2 separate regions of the Homo sapiens genome follow, and region 1 is linked to region 2. Evidence: chromatin contacts called from ENCODE POLR2A ChIA-PET data. All regions are on one chromosome and are shown on one strand. The core of a region is the stretch at or near the end of the contact, and the rest is flanking DNA. Distances in the headings are between cores, read along the strand shown. Region 1 has its middle 19 kb from the start of LINC02156. Region 2 overlaps SLC38A4-AS1 (SLC38A4 antisense RNA 1).

The links. ChIA-PET counts read pairs that join two places held with the same protein, here RNA polymerase II (POLR2A).
Region 1: POLR2A ChIA-PET joins it to region 2 with 10 read pairs in activated CD4-positive, alpha-beta T cell. The contact joins two enhancer-like sites. POLR2A ChIA-PET finds 5 or more read pairs at or near these places in 2 of 52 experiments (activated CD4-positive, alpha-beta T cell and activated T-cell).

What each region holds. Positions count from the first base shown.
Region 1 is chr12:47,393,378-47,399,586 of GRCh38, reverse strand. No RefSeq gene overlaps it. Among named protein-coding and RNA genes, the nearest start is that of LINC02156, 19 kb to the left of the region's middle. RefSeq lists a silencer at 1,750-1,799. Within about 2 kb of position 1,971, at least 2 of the 41 ENCODE cell types and tissues checked have a DNase peak (open chromatin) inside an H3K27ac peak, as active enhancers do.
Region 2 is chr12:46,625,954-46,632,449 of GRCh38, reverse strand. All of the region lies in intron 3 of SLC38A4-AS1 (SLC38A4 antisense RNA 1), which reads right to left. Among named protein-coding and RNA genes, the nearest start is that of SLC38A4, 200 kb to the left of the region's middle. Within about 2 kb of position 2,414, at least 3 of the 41 ENCODE cell types and tissues checked have a DNase peak (open chromatin) inside an H3K27ac peak, as active enhancers do.

The DNA.
Region 1 (6,209 bases), core at 722-3,221, 770 kb before region 2:
TGGTTAAAGTTATTTTTGTCTATGTTCATCAGGGACATTGGCCTGTAGTTTTCTTTTTTTCATTGTGTCTTTGCCAGGTTTTGGTATCAGGGTGATGACGGCTTCACAGAATGAGTTAGGGAGGCATCCTCCTCCTTGTTTTCTTGGAATAGTTTCAGTAGAATTGGTACCACCTCTTCTTTGTACATCTGGCAGAATTCACCCAACTGTGAATCCATCTGGTCTGGGGCTTTTTTTGTGACTGATTCAATTTTGGAACTTCACATTGATCTGTCCAGTGTTTCAACTTCTTCCTGATTCAATCTTGGGGCCTTGTGTGTTTCCAGAAATTAATCCATTTCCTCTAAATTTTCTAGTTTGTGTGCACAGAGGTGTTCATAATAGTCTCTGAGAGTCTTTTGTATTTCTCTGCGAAATACAATTTCTTGTCTTTTAGAATGCTGAAAATAGGCCACCAGCCTATCTTGGTTGGTAAGGTTTATACTGAGAAGTCTGCTGTTAGCATGATAGGGTTCCCTTTGTATGTGATCTGATCTCTGTCTTTAGCTGCCTTTAACATTTTTTTTTCTTTAATATTGACCTTGGACAGTGTAGTGACTTAATTTCTTTGTTATGTTCATTTTGAATAGTTTGTCACAGATGTTCTCTGGATTTCTTATATCCAGATGTCTACCTCTCTAGCAAGATTAGGAAAATTTTCTTGAATTATTTCCTCAAATATGTTTTCCAGGTTGTTTACTTTTTCTCTTGTCTCTCAGGAATGCCAACAATGCATAGGTTTGGTCACTTGACATAATTCTATATTTCTCAAAGACTATCTTTAAAAAATTCTTTTTAACAAAATTTTTGTGTAAGTGGGTTAGTTCAAAAGACCAGTCTTCAAACTCTGAAATTCTTTCTTCTGCTTGGTGCAGTCTATTGATAAAACTTTCAGTTGTATTTTGAAATTCCCTAAGTGAGTTTTTCAATTCCAGAAGCTCTGACTGATTTATTTTTAGGATGTTTTATCTCTTCTTTCATTTCCCAGATTACTTTAGAAGTTTCCTTGTGCTGATTTTTTTTTTTTTTTTTTTAGATGGAGTCTTTCTTTGTCACCCAGGCTGGAGTACAGTGGTGTGATCTTGGCTCACTGGTACCTCCGCTTCCCAGCTCAAGTGATTCTCCTGCCACAGCCTCCCAAGTAGCTGGGACTACACACGTGCGCCACCACACCCAGCTAATTTTTTGTATTTTTAGTAGAAACAGGGTTTCACCATGTTGGCCAGACTGGTCTTGAACTCCTGACCTCAAGTGATCCTGCTGCCTTGGCCTCTCAAAGTCTTGGGATTACAGGCATGAGCCACTGCACCTGGCCTGTGTTGATTTTCAACCTTGTCTTGGATCTTATTGAGCTTCCTTGCAATTCATGCTTTGAATTCTTTATCTGTAATTTCTGGGTTTCCATCTGGGTTAGGGACCATTGCTGGAGAGCTACTGTGATCTTTTGATGTTGTCACATTCAGATTTTTCATGGTTCCAGAATTCTTGCTCTGATTCCTTCTCATCTGGAAGTGCTGGCACTTCTAATTTTTGTAATTATTTTTGTGTGGGTAGGATTTTTGTTTTTATTTCTTTCCCTATAAAATTATTGCCTTTTCTTCTTTTTCTTTCCCTTCCCCTCTTCCTACACTCTCTAGATATTACACGGGGCTGTGCAGTTAAACAGACAAGCCAGTAGATGTCACTTATGTGTAAGAGCTGGTTGTGGCCAACATGGCTGGGTATATACCCGATCCTTGTTTACTGAGAGGAGCTCTTTGTTGCCTCAGGCAATGGGCTCATTTATGGAATGCACAGTGGTCTGAGCTCTCTTCTCAGCTCCAGGGAATGGAGGGGTGGGGCAAGATGGGTGGAGCCGAACTTGGAAGGCCCAGTTACACGTCCCCTGATGGCAAGCATAAGCACCAGTGCCAAAGGAGAATCCAGTGGGCTGCCACCAAGTTTCTAGAGGTGTGCCTAGGCATGGAGCTAGGAAACCTCCTCAGCCCCAAGTTCTCTGGATGGGGATGGGTGTCAGCCTAAACTCCTAATCCAGGAGAGTGGTGCTCCAGGGTCCTGAAGATCTCCCTGGCCATGAAGCAGAGAAAAAGTCCCCTGCACCAAGATCTCTGTACAGGAGGGGTGGGGTGACTTCAGCTGCTGAACCAAGCAAGAAGGTGATTTGAATGTCTGGAGATCTGCTTGCAGTGGAGGGGGCCCTACTGTACCACAGTCTATGCACAGGAAGGGTGGGGGTGGCTCAGGCTGCTGAACCAAGAGAGCAGGTGCTCCAAATGCCTGAAGATATGCCTAGGGGTGAAGCAGGGAGAGCCACCTGCACCAGGATCTCTGCACAGGAAGAAAGGGCCAATTAGACTTCTAGTCCATGCTAACAGGTGCTCCAAATGCCTGCAGAGTTGCCTACATGTGGAGCAGAGAGGGCCCTATGAAACTTGGTTTCATTTTGTCATTGGCAGCTGCTATGGTTTGGGTAGGATTTGTTTGTTCCCAGCAAAACTCATGTTGAAATTTGGTCCTTGTCTTGCGGGGTTGGGAAGTAAGCCTGTGGGAAGTACTTGGTCATGGAGGCAGAGCCCTCATGCATGGCTTGGTACCCTTTTGTTAGTTAGTAAATTCTTTGTCTGGCCAGACTAGGTTCATTGCTGAGAATGGATTTCTTCCCTTGAGAATAGGTTGTGGTAAAGCCAAGATGCCATTGGGCTCTGACTTTTCATAATTCCCCTTTGACCTTCTCTACCATGTTTGGACCTACCATGTGGCTCTCACCAGAGCAGATGCTAATGCTATGCTTCTTGTACTTCCCAGCCTGCAGAACCATGAGCTAAATGAACCCCTTTTCTTTGTAAATTACTGGGTCTCAGATATCCTGTTACAGCAACACAAAACAGACTAAGTGAGCAGCACAGCCACCCTTTGTGATTCAGGGGGCAGATTCTCACCTTCAGCAAATCAGTTTGGGGATGCCTGCAGGAGCTGTCAACAAGGAAGACAAAGAATGTCAACAAGGAAGACAAGGAAGACAAAGACAAAGATATCTCGGGTTCCATCCTTTCCATTTTAGCTAGAAAAAAAAAGAGAGAAGAAGATGTATGGTGAGATACAGTTGCCCCATATGGGTCTTTTAAGAAAGAAGGGAAGTCTGATTCAGTGAAAGTCCCACAGTAATTCTGAAAGGCTAGGCCAAGTGCTGGCTTCTGTCACAAGTGTCCTGACAGCTACCCCAGTCTCTACCCAAGTTTTGGTAACATTTTTCATATTTCAGATGTTTTTACAAATCCCCATTACTCAACAGTGATTGATTCCTAGTTTTATTTTAGTTGAATTAAAAACGAGTCATTGGGCTGGGAGCAGTGGCTCATGCCTGTAATCCCAGCACTTTGGGAGGCCGAGACAGGTGAATCATCTGAGGTCAGGAGTTTGAGACCAGCCTGGCCAATGTGGTGAAACCCCATCTCTACTAAAAAAACAATTAGCCAGGCATGGTGGCAGGCAGCTGCAATCCCAGCTACTCAAGAGACTGAGGCAGGAGAATTGCTTGAACCCGGGAGGCAGAGGTTGCAGTGAGCTGAGATGGCATCATTGCACTCCAGCCTGGGAGACAAGAGCGAGACTTCTTTTAAAAAAAAAAAAGAGTGATTTTGTACTATAGGAGAAAAATTCATTTGTTGTTAAAAGAGGTACATTTTGAATCTCCATGGGCACCAAGAATAAAATCACATATTTTCAAAATGCAGACACTTTGATGTTCTTAATGGTTTACAAACATTTTCAGCCTGAAATAATTACTTAATTTTTTTCAAATTTTAAGTAAATTTTTTATTGAAGTATGACATGCAATCAGAAATGAGCACAACTCATAAATGTATAGCTTGTGAATTTTCATGAAGTGAACACATTTGTGTTTCACTGTCTGATCAAGAAACAGAACATGACCAGCCACTGGAACTCCTTGAAACTCCTTTCAATTGCTCCCCACCCCCCATTATCACCATCACCACCCGACAATGGTAGTAGCTTTGCCTGTTTTTGAAATTTACATGAATAGAGTCATATAATATGTCCTCTTTTGTGTCTGGACTCTTTTGCTCAATAGTATATTTGTGAAGATAAAGTTGTGGACCAAGGGCAAGGGAGGATAGGCATTTAATTCAGAAGACTGCTAGACATGGGGTCCAGACAGGCAATGACCTTGGCCCTGCAGCAGTGCCACCAGGGTGGTGAGAAAGACTGGAGCAGGGAGGATAGGAAGAAGTTGGTTAACTCGCACAAAGTTACAATTAGAGAGGAGGGATAAGTTCTGTTGCACATTCAGATGACTATGGTTAAGAGTAAATTATTGTATATTACAAAATAGCTAGAAGAGACACTTTTGGATGTCCTTACCACTAAGAAAGGATAAATTCACAAGGTAATGGATATGCTAAATGCCAATTTGATCATTATACAACATAGATGTATGGAAATATCAAATTGTATCCCATAACTATGTACAGTTACAATGTATTGATTTAAAAAAAATTAAGAAGAAAGACTAGAGTGAGGCCTACCAGATTTGGACTTTACTAAGTTCCACACTTTGATACTCCTGATATAGAATTCCCACCCCCACTCCCCGGGGTCATTTCGACTGTATTTGGAGGTACACTGACAGCACTCACTGAAGGAGTTATTACAAGTGTAGAGAGAAAAATCAAGGATGACTCTTCAGGTCTTTGTGTTTTTTTTTGAGACAGAGTCTCACTCTGTAGCCCAGACTGGAGTGCAGTGGCTTGATCTCGGCTCACTACAAGCTCCGCCTCCCGGGTTCACGCCATTCTCCTGCCTCAGCTTCCTGAGTAGCTGGGACTACAGGCGCCCACCACCACCCCTAGCTATTTTTTTGTAGTTTTAGTAGAGACGGGGTTTCACCGTGTTAGTCAGGATGGTCTCGATTTCCTGACCTTGTGATCCACCCGCCTCGGCCTCCCAAGGTGCTGGGATTACAGGCGTGAGCCACTGCGCCCTGCCGAGAAACACGTTTTTAAGGGGTGCTAAACAAATGCTTTGTTTTGGACAAGGTAAATTTGAGATGTTTCTTAAACAAAGTCCAAGTGGATCTGGAGCTCTGGAGTATAGTCAAAGCCTGAGTTAAAAATGCTAGGAATTCCTAGCATGAGGTTGGCTTTTAACTCTATGGAGGGGCACGGTGAGACTACAGGGTGAAATGAACATCATGTGGCATCTCAGAGGAAAATCCCCTCTTTTTCCCCATCTCTTCCTCTACAACCTACACTCACCTCGGGATGTGATTCACTCAGACTCTAGGCCCACGTCCTCCCCTTGGTCCCCTGCCTCTTCAGTCTTTCTCCTCCCCTCACCCTTCCCCTCAGTTGGTGTTACAAAAGTTCAAGTAACCGGGGAAGAGAGAATTTTCCTGAGAAAGGAAAAAGGTGGCAAAGGTAGGTAGGGAGGTGGTGGGGCTGGTTCTTGGAAAATTCTCTTTGACTGTAAAAGGGGAAACAAAAGCAGCACACAATCCAGTTAGTACCAGTGCACATACTAATACTTTTTGACCTGTCACACTTTTATTGTGGTTGTTTCTGATGAGCTGCCCCTGGAATTTTCTTGAAAGCAAGAAAAATTCCTATGTTCCTAGGGAATTCCACCATTACGTTAAACCAGAGAGAGCTTAACAAAATATATTTGTTGGATAAATTGCCTTTTCATCAAAAGTACTAAATTACCTGTGTATTTATTCAATATTTAATAATTCAACAGCAGTGGAGTAAATGTTTACTGAGCCAGTACAGTATATTTGTGGATGTGTGCACATGCGTGTGTGTGTGCGTGACTTGAACACTCATAAGTAGACTCCTACATTGTGGAAGCAATGATATTTGGGAGTAGAAGAAGAATCCTGTCTGATTAAACCATCTCTTCATTGTTTAAGTGTTGGCACCCTTTACTGGTAAGTACTTGTTTTTCAATAACAAGGATGGGATGTTGGAATGAAGCTCTGGCAATCCCTGGTAATGAAACTGAAGAGCAAACGTGGCTTCCCCCTCAGATATTTTTGGCAATTAATTCACTTATATCCAACCTCTAACAGATGTAGCACTTGGGGGGAAAGAATAACTTCCTTCGTGCCTAGATTCCTTATCTTCTCATAATTAAATCATAAACAAAATAAA
Region 2 (6,496 bases), core at 1,165-3,664:
TTGTTGTTGTTGTTGTTTCTTACTCACTCTACCTCCATGAAGAGCACCTAAAGACATATTTAGTAGCCAAGACTAGTCAATAATAAGTTTCTATACTTGCTTGTTTTAAATTAGAAACAAATTGGTACATAGAAAAGCTAATATTGATATAAAGACTTTGTTACATAAATATGAGCAATGTCCACAAGCCTGAGATGGTAAAGTATGACCCATAACTTCTCTTCTTCCAGATGATCCCTGGAGCCTTTTCTGAAGAATGCACACTTATCCTTGCCTCCACCTCAGTCCGAGAGTAGGGTTCACCACCTTTCTTGACACAATGTCCACCATTCAGGTGCTTTTCAGCCTGCAGTAGTTTGGTCTTCTAACTCTACTGGGAATTGATTCAAGGCAGAAATGTGCTGCTGAGTGTCTTCCTGGTGATATGGATGAAAACAACAAGTTTTGTGGGGATTTATAGTTATCCTCTAAACCATTTCTTCTGTAAACTACATCACTCCTTTGTGGGGAATGGCCAGAAACAATCTCAGTCCCAACTTTTATGGGAAAAAGAATTTCCTGAGTTACTTCTGAAGTGATCTCACTCACATATTATGTAGGAAAAGCTTTTACTAAGCTTTACATAGCAAAAATGTTGGTCATAAAAAACATGCTTACCACAGACAAACCTCACTTCTAAAAAGCAACACCAACATTTCAGCTTCAACCCTGATGACCTCTATATCTCACATCCCTTCACTTATACTTTCTTTGCACTGTATGGCCAATGCCTCCCCAGCCCTAAATACAAAGCTTTCTTAATCACTTTCACACCTACCTGACTCTCATTCTGAGAGATGGCAGAAGCCCAGTATTTCTAGGCTTATTGTAATGCTAGCAACGTTTATTGTAATGACAACCAGTTTCAATAAGCTACCAGTTGACATGTCAATTCCTCTGAAAACACTAATTTTGACACTTGGAATGATTTAAGGAGAGCACAAGAGAATGGAGGAAATGAACCCATCTTGAAGCCTGGCCATTGTGACAGCCTCTCACTATGTGACAGTCATTTCACACAGAGTGAGTTCTAAGGTATAACACATCTTCTTTTTTTGTTTTTTTTTTTTTTTTTTGAGATGGAGTTTCACTTTTGTTGCCCAGGCTGGAGTGTAATGACACAATCTCAGCTCACTGCAACCTCCACCTCTCGGTTCAAGCGATTCTCCTGCCTCAGCCTCCCAAGTAGCTGGGATTACAGGCATGCACCACCACACTTGGCTAAATTTTTGTATTTTTAGTAGAGACGGGGTTTCTCCATGTTGGTCAGGCTGGTCTCGAACTCCTGACCTCAGGTGATCCACCCACCTCGGCCTCCCAAAGTGCTGGGATTACAGGCATGAGCCACCATGCCCGGCCTGGTATAACACATCTTCCAAGACAAGACATCTGTGGGAGTCACTAGACAGCCTCTGGTGGGAACAAGAAGTATTTCAAGAACCAGCTTCATCATAATTGTCCTTCAGTGACTCTGCACAGAGCCAAAATATCACCTTTCTTTACTCCAGAATAGATGGCCCCTCCTCCAGTCACTCCTGTCAAAACTCTGTACTCCACACCCTTCCCTAGGATTCCTCCAAATCCTCACAATCAGATAAAAGCACTGCCTTTGCTCAACCTCCATAGCATTATGTATCTATTGGATATTTTAAATATTCAATTTGCATTACAAATGTGTAATTGTTTAATCTCTTTATTAACTGGTAAAAAGGCAAGAACATTTTTTTAACCACCCCAGGACCTAGTGCTATACCTTGACCTAGTAGGAACTCGGTATTTGCCACTACTAAATACAGATGGTCTGCCACCATCACCAGTATGTTGCTAAGATTAATATTTATTTTTATTATCCTAATATATTTGAAAGCTTCAAAAAGAGACAGTGTAATAAATCCCAATACAAAAATTTGCTAGGATTCAATTAGAGCTTTTATGCTTTTTTTTTTTTTTTTTAAAAAAAGATTACTTAGTCCAAAAATCTAGGATCTAAGGATTTTTTTATGTAAGTCATTGGATGTAAGCAGAAATATGTAATATGATAAAGCAACATTTAAATTATTAATAACAATTAACCATAGTAGAACAGAGTGCTTTTCTTTTTCTGCCACTGAAATGTACATTCTGTCCCTTTAGAGGATGGTTATGTAACATGCCATTGAAATCCTACCTGCCCCATCTCAAAACTGGTAGGGTGCCTGCTTGCCAACTCCAAATGTCTTACATTTCTTCTTCTATTTCATCCTAAGAATTACCCAGTCATTTTCATCAGGCTTCCATTCCAGGACTCCTCCTGTAGCCCAATGTTGCAAACAGGTGCAGTCAGCAAGGGTGCCAAGTGACAGGAGCCAATCCTGGAAATCAGAGTTAGAGAATCTCTCTCTCTCGCTCTCTCTCTCTCACACACACACACACACACATATGTACACACACACATGATACCCAAGCTAACCACAGTTATCAGAATCACTGAGTTGTGAAAATAGTTCATTTTGCAATCACTATGTTAATTAGTTAATCATTGCAAAGATTAGCGATGGTGACAACCTTTGGTTTGTGCTCCTTTAAACTAGTTAACTATGGAATGGAAAATCAAAATCACAGCTGAAAATGTCAGAGAGAGTTGCCTGTTTTCTTCACAAACACAGAGCCATAGACACTTCAACAACAAATGATTCCAGTGGGGCAATAGAGAAATGAAAGGCAGGATCACACGAGATTGGCTTCTGAGGTACCCACCTCTCCCATGGGGGCCTTAACTCTGATTTCTTATTCAGTGGGCCTGGGGATTTGGTTCAATCTCTTAGTTACACGGATGAGGTTATACAGATGAGAAGAGATCCATGCAGCACACACATCCTGGGAGCCTACAGAGCCAGTGCTTCTGAAACAGTGAGGAAATCAGGGGTTGCTCAGCAGACAGTTTGGGAGGAAGCAGGAAGCCAGGAACACTGAGTCTTATTCATTTTCTTTAATGCAAGGTAGTAGAGCACATAACAGGGCAGGAGTTCTCCAAGTGTGGACCCCAGACAGGACCAGCAGCATCAGCATCACCCTCAAATGTGTTAGAAGAGCAAATTCTTGGATCCTACTCTGGATCTATTGAATCACAAATTCTGGAGTTGGAATGCAGAAATCTATGTTTAAACAAACTCTTCAGATGTTTTTGATGCATTCCAATGTTTGAGAACCCTGCAACAGGAGATAGTCAGTAATCATTTGTATTGCCTTTTGAGAAAGCTCAACTTGCTTCTAGATATGGGTGGACCTAGATCTGGAAACTCACTGAAGACCTCACTGCCAATAGACTGTGAAGGTCATAGTGAGAATTTGAGAATTCCTATCTCTTTCCTATCCAGAGTAACTGATCAGTTCTCACAGTTTCCAGGAATGGACATCCCGCTGAGTTCCCTCCATTAGGACCTGCTGTGGGACAAAGTTGCCTACATCATTATCATCATCACCATCACCACCAGCATCATCATCATCACTGCCAACATTTACACAGTGGTTGCTATTTGCCAAGCACAATTATTAGAACTTTATAAATATTTATCCACTTAATCTTCACACACACACACACACATCATGAGGTTGTACTATATTTGTATTCTCCCCATTATACAGATGAGGGGACTGAAACAAAGAAAGATTAAGTGATCCTTCAATAATTTCACCACCCCTAAGGGTCAGAACAGGGTTTTGAACCCAAGTAAACTGCCTCCTGAACTCTATTCATGAACTCTGCACAAGAAAGGCAACCTAGATAGTGGTTGAGACCTCCTGATTTGGAGCCAGGATATCTGGATTTTAGTCTGGCGGCAGCACTTACTATTATCGGTCATCTATTAATTGTCTGGCCTCTAGTCTCACCCTTTCCTAAAAATCCATCTTCCAAATGCTAAAATAATTATCTCTCATATGCAAATATGTTCTTGCCATTATCCTTCTTAAAATTTTTCCATTACTCATGTTCCCTGTAAGATAAAATCTAAACATACTTTGCCATTAAAAAGGAGTAACTGCCCACTCATCCTGCTTCATCTTCTACCATTCTTTCCCACATGCTAAGCCTCAGCCATCCCAAACACCTCACTATTCCTTGAATAAGCCAGCCCATAATTCCTAGAAGGAAATTTCCTATCATCCAAAGTTTCTCTCACTTGGAAAATTCCTAGTTACTTTTAGTTTTGGCTAACCACTGCTTTCTCTGGGGAAGCCTTCCCTGGGTGCCCCCTATACAGGCATACAGCATTCTTTTCTTTCTGCTTTCATTAGTCATATCTCCTTCATCACAGTGGCCCTGATATTGCATTGGAATTACCTGCCTATCTCTCCTGCACCTATGAGTCTTCGAGAGCAGAAACTGTCATTTCATCTTCATCATAGCCCCAGTGCATATCGTAAGTGCAAATAAATATTGGTTAAATGAATGAATGAAGTTAATAAGACCAGTGCACCCTCTCACTGCAGGGAAGGCAAAAGACAAGGTTAAAGGATAACTAGAGAGACAAATGAAGTAGTAATGAAGTGATACTAGTTGGTGTGAGATAATGCTCCAGGAATCCAATGTAGAAACAATGAAGCAGTCTTAAGCACATGGTTGAACTTGATATGCTTCATTTCCTCACATGACATCACTCAGATAGCTTCAATTGGGCATCCAATCTTAGGAATCATTTAGCGGAAAATATCTTTACCTATCCAAAGATTTTTTTTTAGTAACTGGCACAAAATTTTGAAAGTCCCAATAGGATTTTCCTATCATGGCTGTGGAAAGGGGTTCTCCTGATGGATGTTTAGCTCAAAGCTGCAGTGATGAGAGGGCTCACCCCAAAAATGACCATTCACAAAGGCCACATGGAGGAATAAGTGGCAGCAATGGCTGTCATGAAAGAAAAGATCTGAAACTTATCTGAAGATATGAGAAGCCCAGACTTGAATCTTTAACCATCAAACATCTATGTCTTAAACTAAAAAAGATTTTTTCTTAAACTTAAATTTTCTTTCACTAAGAATAATATGAAACTATCAAAAATACATCTAGTATTTCATTATAGTAGCTTGCATGGTTTAATAGTGCATCTAACAGTCCTTGCCTGATGATTGAGTTCAGTCTGTTTGTGGCTAATTTTAATACTATTATGCCACTATTATTTATTTATTCCAACATAATTTGTTATAATACCTATTATGTCATAACATATATAATACACACATATAAAATATATTAAAAATATATGCATATATGTATGTGTGTGTTTGTGTGTATATATATATAGAGAGAGAGAGAGCGAGAGAAATAGATATCAATATATCAAGGAAGAGTAAAATGTTAAACTGAAAAACAAATCCTAGTGGCATACTAATTTACCAAAAACCTTCCATATTAAAAAGCTTCAGAATTTTTTTCAAAGAATTGCTCTAGAAAGTCACAGTCAGCTCAAAATTGTTCCCGGGGTGAACTTTTCTAGATTTTCACTTCCAATCATTGTTTAAAATTTGCCAGATAATAAAAGAGGGAGGCATCATCAAGGGAATGATCTAAGACCTTTGGACACACTCCTGAAAACTCTAAAAGAGGCTATTTACCAAATATAACACAACCATAATTCTAAATGTGAGGTAAAAATATCTTTAAAAGCAGCAATGATATCAAGAAACATGTTGAACCCCTGCTCTCTGTTGTCCTTTTCAGGATGCACATGGCCCCAGTCCTTCATGGGTTACACATAGTTGATTAGACAGATACAGGCATAAATACAAACAGATGACAAAATTAAGAAGAGAGTCTATCCTAAGCCTTACAGGATCAGTACAAATCAAAAGCGTACTTCAAGAATCTGGAGTGGGAAGAGATCCCATAGTGAATAACGAAGCCCTTATGAAAAAAAAAAAAACACAAAATGAGGGAGGGAGGGAGAGAGAGAGAAAGTGAGAGAAGAGACCTTGAAGTCTTCACAGAAGAGACAATGAAGGAAGTGCAATTTGGAAGAGAAGGGTATAACACGACAGGAGTGTGAAGAGGGCAAAGGCACAGAGACAAAACGGTATGTCCTCACTGCAGGGACTTTGCACTTGCTGTTCCCTTGACTGAGATGCTTCCCCCTAGATATGCATATAGCTCACCCCTCACTTTCTCCAGGTCTTTACTCAACACCACCCTCTCAGTGGCTACCTTATCCAAAATGTCAATCCTTGCCACCCCCTAAAATTTCATATTACCTCTTCCTAAAATCTAAATACTTTAGATTTTCTCTTCAGTATTTGTCACTACCTAATCTACTTTATATTTTAATTATTTATCTTTGTTATTTTTTCTTTCTTCCACTAGAATGTAAACTCCCTAAAGCAGGAAATTTTGTTTGTTTTGTTTATTACTGGATTCCCAAAACCTAGAACGGTGCCTGGCACAGAGTAAGTACCCAGTAAATATTTGTTGAAGAAATAAATAAATCAT